Linked DNA regions of Mus musculus: region 2 is linked to region 1. Evidence: chromatin loops called from intact Hi-C (ENCODE). Cell type or tissue: left cerebral cortex. All regions are shown on one strand. Links, peaks and the distances in the headings refer to the core of each region. The heading gives the core; the rest is flanking DNA.

Evidence for each region. A loop is a pair of places that touch in the nucleus more often than their neighbours do. Peaks named below come from ENCODE experiments on the same cell type or tissue, not always from the same donor. Only the 100,000 strongest peaks of a DNase experiment are listed, where the experiment ranks them.
Region 2: it touches region 1 in a loop (3-fold over the local background); 10 of 42 quality-filtered maps call a loop at or near these places.

Annotation. Positions count from the first base shown.
Region 1 is chr8:82,838,479-82,843,860 of GRCm38, reverse strand. No RefSeq gene overlaps it. Among named protein-coding and RNA genes, the nearest start is that of Gm31545, 3.6 kb to the right of the region's middle. In left cerebral cortex, for the core only: a CTCF peak has its summit at 2,103; a DNase peak (open chromatin) is centred at 2,159.
Region 2 is chr8:81,338,543-81,343,924 of GRCm38, reverse strand. It overlaps Gm51582, which reads left to right and starts at 1,272. Exons shown (of 2, transcript XM_030243908.1): 1 at 1,272-1,671. The coding sequence starts at 1,283. Inpp4b (inositol polyphosphate-4-phosphatase, type II) reads right to left here and starts at 1,363. Exons shown (of 25, transcript NM_001024617.3): 1 at 1,128-1,363. In left cerebral cortex, for the core only: a CTCF peak has its summit at 2,265 (motif pointing left); DNase peaks (open chromatin) are centred at 1,402 and 2,138; H3K4me3 peaks cover 1,453 bases; H3K27ac peaks cover 912 bases.

The sequences.
Region 1 (5,382 bases), core at 111-5,110:
TAGTTTTGAGGAAGTGCCCTATCCTGTAGGGCTGTAAAAGGCAGCCTATTTAGGTTGAATGAGGCTTGCTCCAGCGACCCAGTAGGAAACTCTACAAGGGACAGAACAGTGACCCACATTTCCAGAGACAGATGCCTGACACCACAGAGCCCCCAACTCCATAATTCTGTGACGATAAGTCACATAGACAATGTCCCAAGCTTGTGGTATTCTGGCTAAACTCCACCCCCACATTTACCTGAATATAGCCAGGTATGTACCTCCCCATAGTTACCTGGCAACAGCAAGGTAGCCCAGCCCACTATAAAAGGGGCTGCTTGGCCCCTTCTCCCTCTTTAAGTTCTCACCTTTCTTACTCTCATCTGTAGCCCTCTTTCTCTCTTTCCCTCCCCCACCCTCCACATGGCCATGGCCAGCCTCTCTCCCTCTTTCTACCTTCTCTCCTTCTCTCTGCCTTTCTACAACAAAGCTCTAAAACCATAGACTCTCCCTGCTCATCAAGGTCTGCCATGCTAGAACAATGGCATAGGCTTTCCCCTAAAGAACCTCTTCTAACCTCCTGCCAGAAGGCCTTCCTGCGTTCCAGCCACGGACCAGACCAAGGTCTCTCAGCCGCGTGGGAATCAACCAGCACCCCCTCTTTCCCTGCCCTATCCTCCCTTCCACCCTGGCGCTGACCAAGCCTTCCCCGGGGCCCCCATTTTGTTCTTAGCTCTTCTGTGGTGACCAGTGGTGTCTGGGATGCCCGAGAGTGAGAATCTGTTATCTCTGGCCTCTTTGAGGCCCAGAGACCTAGGACTACCCTTTGTCCACCCCCTACCCCCCACCATGGGCTGGGTCCATAGCTTCCCACAGCCAGACACCCACCTGGGGCCATGTGGAAAGCATGTGGCAGTCCTCCACGTCTGTCTGCCCAGAGCACCAGAACTCTCTGGCAGGATGCAGGTTTTCCCCCAATCCCTTTATTCTCCCATGCCCACTGCCCCACACTACCCCCCCTTCTTGTGCCCAACTGTTCTATTGCCCATCTCTATACTGAATCTGTATGTCCTAATAAGAGTCAGGGTATGATTCATGACATGGAGGAAGAAGGTATACGCATAGCACCACATTACCACCCCTTGTTTGCAAATGTACACTCTTACACACAGTTGCTCAAAAGGGCGCTGAGATGCTCAGGGCTCAGGCCAGAGATAAAGCATCTAACATGGGGGTCTGGTTCATCATGGTATGCTACCTCTAAGATAGCACCTATGCTCAGAATTGTACCAACCACCCCATGTCACTCTGTAGCTTCTTGTTAAATAATAGAAATAGCATCTAAAATCTAGACAAGAGACTTCCTAGAGATGCTCCCCACCCCCATAGCCCCCACTCCCCACCCTGACCCCCTGGTGGGGGCTTGCTCCCAGGACTCAATGTGGGTGATCTTAGCCAAGATATCCAACAGTGGGGATATGGAACCTGAAGAGACCACCTCTGGTAGCCAGACAGGGCGCCCAGTGGAGAGATGGGGACACCAATCTACCTACAAAACTTTGGACCCCAAATTGCTCCTGTCTAAAAGAAATTCAGGGACAAAAATGGAACAGAGGCTGAAGGAATAGTCGACCAGTGACTTGGAATCCACCCCATGGTCAGGTATCAATCCATGACACTATTACTGATGCTCTGTTGTGTTTGCAGACAGAAGCCAGGCATGGCTCTCCTCTGAGAGGTTCCACCCAGCAGCCGAGTAAGACAGATGCAGACACCGACAGCCAAGCACTGGATGGAGGTTGAAGACTCTCATGGAAGAACTGGGGGACAGATTGAAGGAACTGAATGGGGTGGCAACTTCACAGGAAGACCAACAGTGTCGACTAACCTGGACCCCTGGGAGCTCTCAGAGACTGAGCCATCAACCAAAGAATGTACAGGGATGGGGGCCACGCACTCATAGGCAAAGGGGGTAGGGGATGAGGGGATGAACTCTGCTGGGGGGACCAGGAGTAGGGCAACATTTAAAATGTAAATAAATAAAATAATTTATTAAAAAAACAAAACAAAACAAAATTTAAAAAGGGGGAATCAATTTATGGCTGTATTTCCCTTCTTCAGTCACTGGAGGTCACTATTTGTTCATAGAGGAAAATGTGTCTTTTCACCAAGCCAAGCTTGATTCAGTTTAAAATTCCAAGGGAAATGACATCAGTAGTTGTGGGGTCACAAGTGTCGATTCCCTAAGGCTTTAGGAATTATAACTTTGCACTGCTTATCCTTTAGTGGATGAAACATTAACACAATCAATTCCTAACTAACTTTTAGCTGACATTTTGTTTATTTGTCAAGAAACGACCCTCCCCCCCCCCTCGGCCAAATAAACCAGTGTAGAGATGGTGGGGTTATATTTTATTAATGAATGCTTTTTTCCCAGAATTGCCTGCCCCATCACTCTCTTCCTCAGGAAGGAAGGAAGGAAAGAATTCATCCTTTCTACCTAGACCTTCACACACAGGCAAGCTGAAACCTCACCATTAGTTAGCTCTTCTTTTCTGTTAACAGTAGAATCAATGATCTGCAATGAAGTTGCCAAATTGATATGCCTTAGAACAGATATAACAAGAGATATTTCTCGAAGAAGAAATTCCTCAGCAAAGTCAGTTTAAAACATTCTGCAATCCACAGCAAGAGACTCTTTTTGAGTCCTTTGGCCAGAGGCCAGAGGTTACAGTAGGAGCTAGATAAGGAGAACTAGTCAAAACTCCTCTCAGGTCTCCTCAGCTGCTTTGGGTTATTCAGCTAACTGTGAGGGTATTGTCCAACATACTTTTATGTGTACACCAAAATGAGAATTTCAAATAGCCATCACATATGAAATAATATTTTATGTTTGATATTACTCACAATCATTAAAAGTCTAAAGCTTGGTCACCTCCCGAGTCCTGTATATCCCTCATGGTTGCCACCAAATGGTCAGATAAGGCTATAGTTGTGGACCTCTTGGCTCTCTGTCATTACCTGTTTTGGCTTTTTAAATGTAGTTTCTGTTGGGTTGACTGGACTCTAAGGTTCCAATGTGGAACACAGGGAAAACAGAGGCTTTCAAACTGGGCCTCAACCTGACTGCCTTCTTGTTGACAGAGGGCAAGAGAAACACGAGCCATTAGATCTCCTTGGATGTGGAGTTCAAAGGATACAGGCTCCAGACAGTGCCTCTTTGGAACTCTATACCTCTGCCTGCCAAATGATTCGATGCCAATTATGATGCAATGGTATGACGGGAAAGTTATTTAAGTCTTTACTTTAAAGGGCTTTGACATACTGCTCTTCAGACTGTCTTCCCATATAGACTACACTTTCCCATGTGCCACTTGAGGGTAGGTCACCCTCCAACATCAGGTCATCTGGACCTGAGCATTACATCAGGCTGGGGCTGGGTCTAACAGAGACTGAAAGTGTGTCTTTCATGTGATGTGCCGTTTTCAACCATGTGACCCTGAGAGTCAGCATGATGTCATCACTGTACCTGGTCAATGCATATCTGTATGACAGTAAGCCTTCCCAACAGGATGGCTTTGCAAAATGAAAGTGTAATGAATGTAGACCCTGGCATACCAACACCCTTTACATATGAAAGTATAGCTCATGTTTGCTTTCTTTAAATACATTCATGAGCCATTTTCTATAAAATTGTTCTCAAATTATCATGTACCAAACTACACATATACATACATACATACATACATACATACATATATATATATATATATATACATATATATATATATATATGTTTATACATATATTACAGGATAGCGAGACAAAATAAAATGAACTGAAAGACACATATTCTTTGACCATGAGTTCCTGCTCTATTTTTCTTCTTTCATCTATATTTTGATGTTTGGGGAGAAGTTAATTACAAACATAAAGGTTTTATTTATTAAGTCAAATTGTATATAAGCATAGGTACCATCCATGTATATTCTAGTTAGCGTTAGCTGTCAACAGGACACTGCCTAGAGTCGCCTGCTAGGAAAGCTTTGGTTGAGAAATTGCCTGTAGGGGATTGTTCTGGTTGACAATTGAAGCAGGAAGGCCCAGCCCACTATGGGCAATACCTTTCCCTCAGCAGATGGTCCTGTACTATGTAAGAAAGCTAGATAATGTAGCTTGGTGTTCTTGTGGGAATCCTAACAGTGAGCAGGGGCTGTCCCTGACTCTTGCCTCCTTGTGGGACCTTTTCCCCCTACTGGATTGCCTTGCCCAGCCTTGATGTAGTGATATGTGCCTGGTCTTATTGTAGCTTGTTACACTGGGTTTGGTCCATGTCCCCAGGAGGCCTGCTCTTTTCTGATGGGAGGCTGGGGGTAGGGGCTTTACCCTTTGGACTCCACATCCAACGAGACCTGATGGCTCCTGTTTCTCTTGCCCTCTGTTAAAAAGGCAGTCAGGTCCAGGCCCAGTTTGAAAACCTCAGTGCTCCCTGTGTTCCACATTGAAGCCTTAGTCTCCAGTCAACTCAACAGAAACTATGTGAAAAATCAAAGAAAGTAATGACACATTCTCAAGGAATTAATAAACATATTATTGAAAATTTAAGAATACAATAAAATTAGAAAGATTTAAAAAAGAAAAGAAAGCTAGATAGGCATCCCTTCCAGGCCCCCAACAAGGTCACTGCTGACTGTCTTTGGCTGTGGGTGAGGTCCTCGGTCAGAGGTAATGCTCTATGAAATAGCAAGTGGTCCTGCCCTGCAGGTTCTACCTTTTTTCAGTGATGGGATGTGATCTGGAACTGTGAAATGAGATGAACTGTTGTCTTCCCTTAGTTGCTTTAGATCAGGATATATGTCACAGTGCAGAAACAAAATGAGAACAGTGCATAAACTGTGTATGCATGCACATGAGCTCATACATGTGTGTGCATGTACATGCCTATGTATGCATGTGCATGTATTCATGTGAGTGCATGTGTGTATGTATGTGTGTGCATGTGTGCACGCGAGTGTGCATGTATGTGCATGCCTGCACATGTGTGTCTGTGAGTACATGTGTTTGTGCACTGTGTGCATGGGTGTGTGTGGGGGGCACTCGTGTGCATGTATGAATAGGAGTGCTCGTGTGTGTGTGTGTGTGTGTGTGTGTGTGTGTGTGTGTGTGTGTGTGTGCGTGTGTATAGCCCTGCTCTACTTGTCTTACTGCAGGCTTTTCTTCCCCTACTGTAACGAATACTATTTCTGAGATTATTTGTTGACTGCAGCAGCAGAGTTTGCTCATTGTCTCTGTCCTCTGCCTCAGTTTCTATGCTGTTCTAGCTCAGCTGAATCATGTGACAACCATTGCCAGTCGGACTTGGTATAGGGTGTGTGGCTCCTGGGCCAAAGCTGGTGTTTCCTT
Region 2 (5,382 bases), core at 210-5,209, 1.5 Mb after region 1:
AACCACATAATCAACTGAGCATCCTTTCCCTTAACAAACCTCGGTCCCCTAACAGCACTGCTGCCTCTCTCTCCTCTGGGGTTTTTCCAATAAGTTTTGTGTGGCTGCAACTATCTCATCAATATGCACATCCCTACCTATAAAGCTTCTGTCTCCAAACAGAAACCTCTGGGTGTCCTCTGGGGCAGAAACCACCTCCCCTGAGGGAAGCAAAATCAAAGGTGGAGAGGGGCAAACACCGGTGCCTCTGGTTCTCGCATCACCTAGAGCTAGCCAGTTGCAAGCCTGAAAGTCCATACTAGCAGCAGGCTCCTGGGTTTGCTCAGGACCCTTGTCCTGCTAGAGGGGCCAGATAAGCTCAAGTAGGCTGTAGTGCAAATTTGAGACTCCAGAGGAGCCTCTCATCACCCACTCTTACTTTGAAGCCCTGATTTTCTAACTCTTTCTTGACTTCTCTTTGGGGTAGGTAGAACATGAAGGTAGCCTAGGGGTAACAGGCCTGACTTGGGGGGGTGGTGTTGGGGGGACGGAGAGGGCAGGAGTTGCTGAAGGTGGGGCTGGAGATAGCCATGAAAAGAGAGCTCTTTAGGCAACTGCAACCCCAGCATGCCTTCCTTGTTCTAAGGACCAGGACCACTTCCTCTGAAGCAGGAGACAGCCAGTGACTGGGACTAGGGTTGAGAAGCAGTCCCTAAGCACTCCAGGTCGCTGCAGCACCTTTTAAGAACAGCTCAAAGGGACCATAAGCTGGGCCAGAACTCAGTGTCACCTGGGAGTTGGAACTCATATGTGTGTGCGTGTGTGTGTGTGTGTGTGTGTGTGTGTGTGTGTGTGTGTGTGGTGTTCACCCCAGACCAAGCGAGCTCCACTAGACAGTAATCAGGGTCACAGGGGTACCACCAGCAGCCAGGGTCCCTGGGAAGCAAGGCTGAAGGGACGATCTTGGCTGCAAGCTGGGAAACTTGATAAGAAACACACCAGCTGTCTCTCAGGCAGGACGTACTCCCCACCACCACCACCCTGAACTGTCCGATGCGCACGACTACAGCCTATGGATTCACCCATCCTCACCCTCCGCACCCTGCAAAATTCCCTCCCGAGCCCCAGGATCCCAGGCAGGATGTTACCTCTTGCAGAGGCTGAGTAGGGGGCGATAGCAGCGGCAGACACTTTTCAGGATGACTTTCCTGCGTTCTCCAGTGAAAGCGTGTGCGCCCAAGCAGAAGCTGTAACCTGCTATTTATAGCGGCGAGCTCAGCACCCGGGGCTGGGAACCCGGAGGATGGTAGCGTGCAGGGCGCGGGCCGAGCCTCCCCGCTCCCCGCTCCCTGCTCTGGGCTGGCAGCTCACGCTCCGCCCGCCGCCCCGCAGCGCGCGCCCGGGAGAAGTTGCTCCTCGCCCGCAGCTCACACGCCCCCTGGCACTGTCGCCACGTCCCCACCCCCAACGCCCTGCCTCTCTTCCTCCTCGTCTTAGGCTCACTCCCTCGGAGCGGTCTCCTCCCAATGTCACCAACCAGCCACCAAAGAGGAACAGCAGCAGTCTCGCAACTGGTGCAGCTCGCCTCCCTGCCACAGATGGAGTTGGTGGCCCGACCGCACAGCTCGAAATGACCACAACACGCTGCTTCTGTTTACTGACACCCACCACTCAGACTCTGCTGTCTCTGGGGTCAGCTGCCAATCCTGGGGTGCGGGATCACAGGGGCGAAGCGCGCGGGGCGGGGGGGGGGGGGGGCAAGGCAATCACAATGCGACCCGGACAGGAGAAGAGACTGCAGAAGGCGGAAATGTAAAAGGATGTGAGAAGGTAGCTCAGACTAGTCCCCACTGACTGTCCCTGGGAGGAGGATTGGGCGTTAGAGGAGTGTGAAGCGCTGTCCCACGTTCTGGTGACTTCTGCGTGTCACGGTCCTGAGAACTGCTTCTCCCTTGCCAGTGTTTTCCCCTAGACCCAGACTGAGCAGACCTGGGCACAGGGGCAGCCCACAGCCACTCCCCACCTTGCAGAGTGCCTAAGTGTTCCCAACCACCAGGCTCATGCCTTTGACAGCCTGGTTGTGTGGAGACAATCCGCCCTCGGTGTGTTTGAGGTGTCAGAAAATTTTGGTGTGTAATCACGCTGTCTGGAAAGAGACTGAAACTCCCCCACTTCCTCGCGAACAAACCCGAGGGGTGAGGGGTAGTCTGGATAGTCCGGCCTGTGGGGGTGGGGCAAATGACTCTCTCCATCTGCGCCTTACAGGTGCCACCTGGCGGCTTTCCTAGAGAGGTTTTGTCCACTCTGCTCAGAGGTAATTCTTCTCAGAGCTTACCCACAAAGGCACACTAGTCCTTTTTCTTCCTTGCAACCCTTTAAACTGGCACTCTAAATAAAGTAAAAACGCGTGTACACAAGTGTGACATTTGTCACACAAAGAGCCTGGAATCTTAAAGTCAGTGAAATCAATTTGGGTTAAGGCAGTGCTTAACAGTATTACAGTATTACAAAATGGGAAGCTGTGTCTGCCCCCAGCTGTCACCCCTGCTGTCACTGCCTGAATCGAGACATCCATTTACTTCCCAAGTATTTGCTACTAGATATTATCTTTGTTGATGAGGGCAGGGAGTTTGATGGTTTAAATTTATGTGTGTGGGGGCGGGGTGCTAGTGGTGGTGTGAGGGTGTCTTTGGTTGGTTCCGTTGGTTGATTGGGTTGGTTGGTTGGTTGGTTGGTTGGTTGGTTTGGGTTGGTTGGTGGCTGAGTTGGTTAGTGGGTGGGTAATTGAGTGGGTGGGTGGATTGGTTAGGTTGCTTGTTTGATAGGTTGGTTGAGTTGGTTAAGTTGGTTGGTTAGCTGGTTTGGATGGTTAGTTTGGTTAGTTGATTGGTTTGGTTGGTTGCTTGGTTTGGCTGGTTGGTAAGTTGTTAGGATTGATTCCTTTGGTCAGTTAGCTAGCTTGAATGATTAGTTTGTTTGGCTAGTGGGTTAGTTTAGTTGGTTGGGTTGGTTAGTTGGCTGATAGGTTGGTTGAATTAGTTCTGTTGGTCGGTTGTCTGGTTTGGTTGGTTAGTTCATTTGATTAGTTTGTTAGTTGGTTAGTTCATTGGTTGGTTGATTGATTGGTTGGTTTGGTTGGCTAGTTGACTGGTTTAGTTGATTGATTGGTTTGGGTTGGCTAGTTGCTTGGTTGGATTTGTTTGGTTGGGTTGGTTAGTTTGGTTTGGTTTGGTTAGATGTTTGCTTAGTTTGGTTTTCAGATACTTTCTTTAGCCTCTACACTCCCAGAGCTTGGAGTAGTATTGAATACACCATGGCTCCAACAAGTGCTTAGAGACTGACTCAAAACCCTGTGGGTTAGAAGCTGGGTTGCCTTCCTCTCACCCTAGTCCCCAAAGTCCTCCCTTGCTTTCTCTCCAATTCATTTCTGTTCTGCTCAGCCATTATGTCATCATAGGTGAACTGAAGGGGGAAAAGTGGGATTTTGAGGACCAACTTGTCCATTAGACCCTGTCACTCTTGAGGTGTTGGCTATGCACCTGTAACATGCAGTTGCCAGCCATCTTCATGCAATCTACTGGAAAAAATGGTGCAGATCATCTGCTGGCAGAAGTTCAGCCCAGAAAAATACACAGAATGGAAGACAATGAAACCGGAGCTCCAGAGCTTCACCTCACTAGGACTTATGCATCTGTTCCCTGGCCTCAGAGGAAAAAAAAATAGTGCAAAAGGAAGATGGAGCTCTTAGACAATGAGGTTAGATGCTGCCATAGAAGCATCAGAATCAGAAAATTGTTCCCTCTAAAATAGAGTTGTCAAGCAGAGTTACTGACTGGACAGGAACACTCAAAGTAAGGCGCCCCTCAAAAGCCCCAGTGTGATTAAAATTCAGACACAGGTCATTCTGACCAATCTCCTTCACAGAAGGATGTGGCATATATATGTAACTCAACTGGAAAGTTTAAAATAAAAGGAGGGGAGTGCTCTATCAGACCTGTGTACCACACAGCATTATAGAGATTTCCATCAGCCTGCTATGTACCTATTTTGGTTATTTGCTGTTACTTCCCCTGCTTAGGTCTGGAAGATGCCAGTGCTTCTGTGGCTTAAATTCATTCAACCTCTGCTTTCACAGCCCTGGAGTTTCAGCCACTTCTGCTGCTGAAATGAAACTCCATTTGCCAGGGAAGGACAGAATAGTTTCTCATTTCCTTTTGATATACCTTTATAGAGTCAAAAGTTAAAGGTGACTCCCAAGAGTTAGCATGCTCTCTAAAGCAATAAAATCAAGCCAGCGGCCATGAGTCTGGTATCACACCTCCTATGCAATAAGGTAGTTTGCTCACTTTCCATACATATATTCATTATCTTTAGAGAGGCCATCTGTGAGCATCTCTACTCTAACAATTTTTTGCCATTCAAAATTTCTTCTGAAATGTGTGGTATGGGACTTTGTCCTTAACCATAATTATCCATTCATGTTTATGATACTCAGCAAAGCAAGTCTTTGGTTTTGCCCATTTTTTTTCTCTTGTATGGAAAAGAAATTCTTTACTCATACCTTTAATCATATCCTGATTATAGTTTACCCTCTCTCTACTCCTCTCAGCTCTTCCCCACTGTATCCACTCCCTTTCTGTCTTTCATTAGGAAAGATAGACTTCTAAGAGACAACCACCAAACATTACAAAATAAAATACAATAAGATGAAGAAAAAACTACCATATCAAACTTGGACACAGCAACCCAACAGAAGGAAAAGAGTCCCAAGAGCAGGTACCAGAGTCAGAGACTCACTCATTATCACAGTAACATGTCCCATAAAAATACTAAGTTAATAGCTATAGTATACATGCAAAAGACCTATTGCAGGCCCTATGCTTGCTGCTTCAGTCTCTGTGAGCTCATGTGTGCCTTACTTGGTTCATTCCAAGGGCCTTTTCTCCTGGTGTCCTCCATGTTCTCTGCCTCTGAGGGAAGGGATTTGATGGAGACCTCCAACGTAGACACTCTCTCTGCATAATGTCTGGCTGTGGCTCTCTGCATTCATTCCCATATGCTGTCAGATGAAGCCTCTCTGATGATGACTGGGTAAGACATTTATCTACAAGTATATCATTAGAAATCATTTTATTGATTTTTTCCAGTAATATTTTAATTTACCCCAGATCTCTTCACTATCTAGTTTTTGGTTCTTGGTCACTTGAACTGTGTTGGGCATGGGTTCCTTTTCGTGAAGTGGGTCACAGATCAGATCACACATTGATAGGCTACTAGGCAGGACAGATTATAGGTCAGGAGTTCTGTGGCTGGATTGGTGTTCATATTTCTCTTTCAGTAGCCTGCAGAGCACTCTTCCATGCTAAAGAGACTAGAGCATACAAGTGAGGGTTCCAGATATAC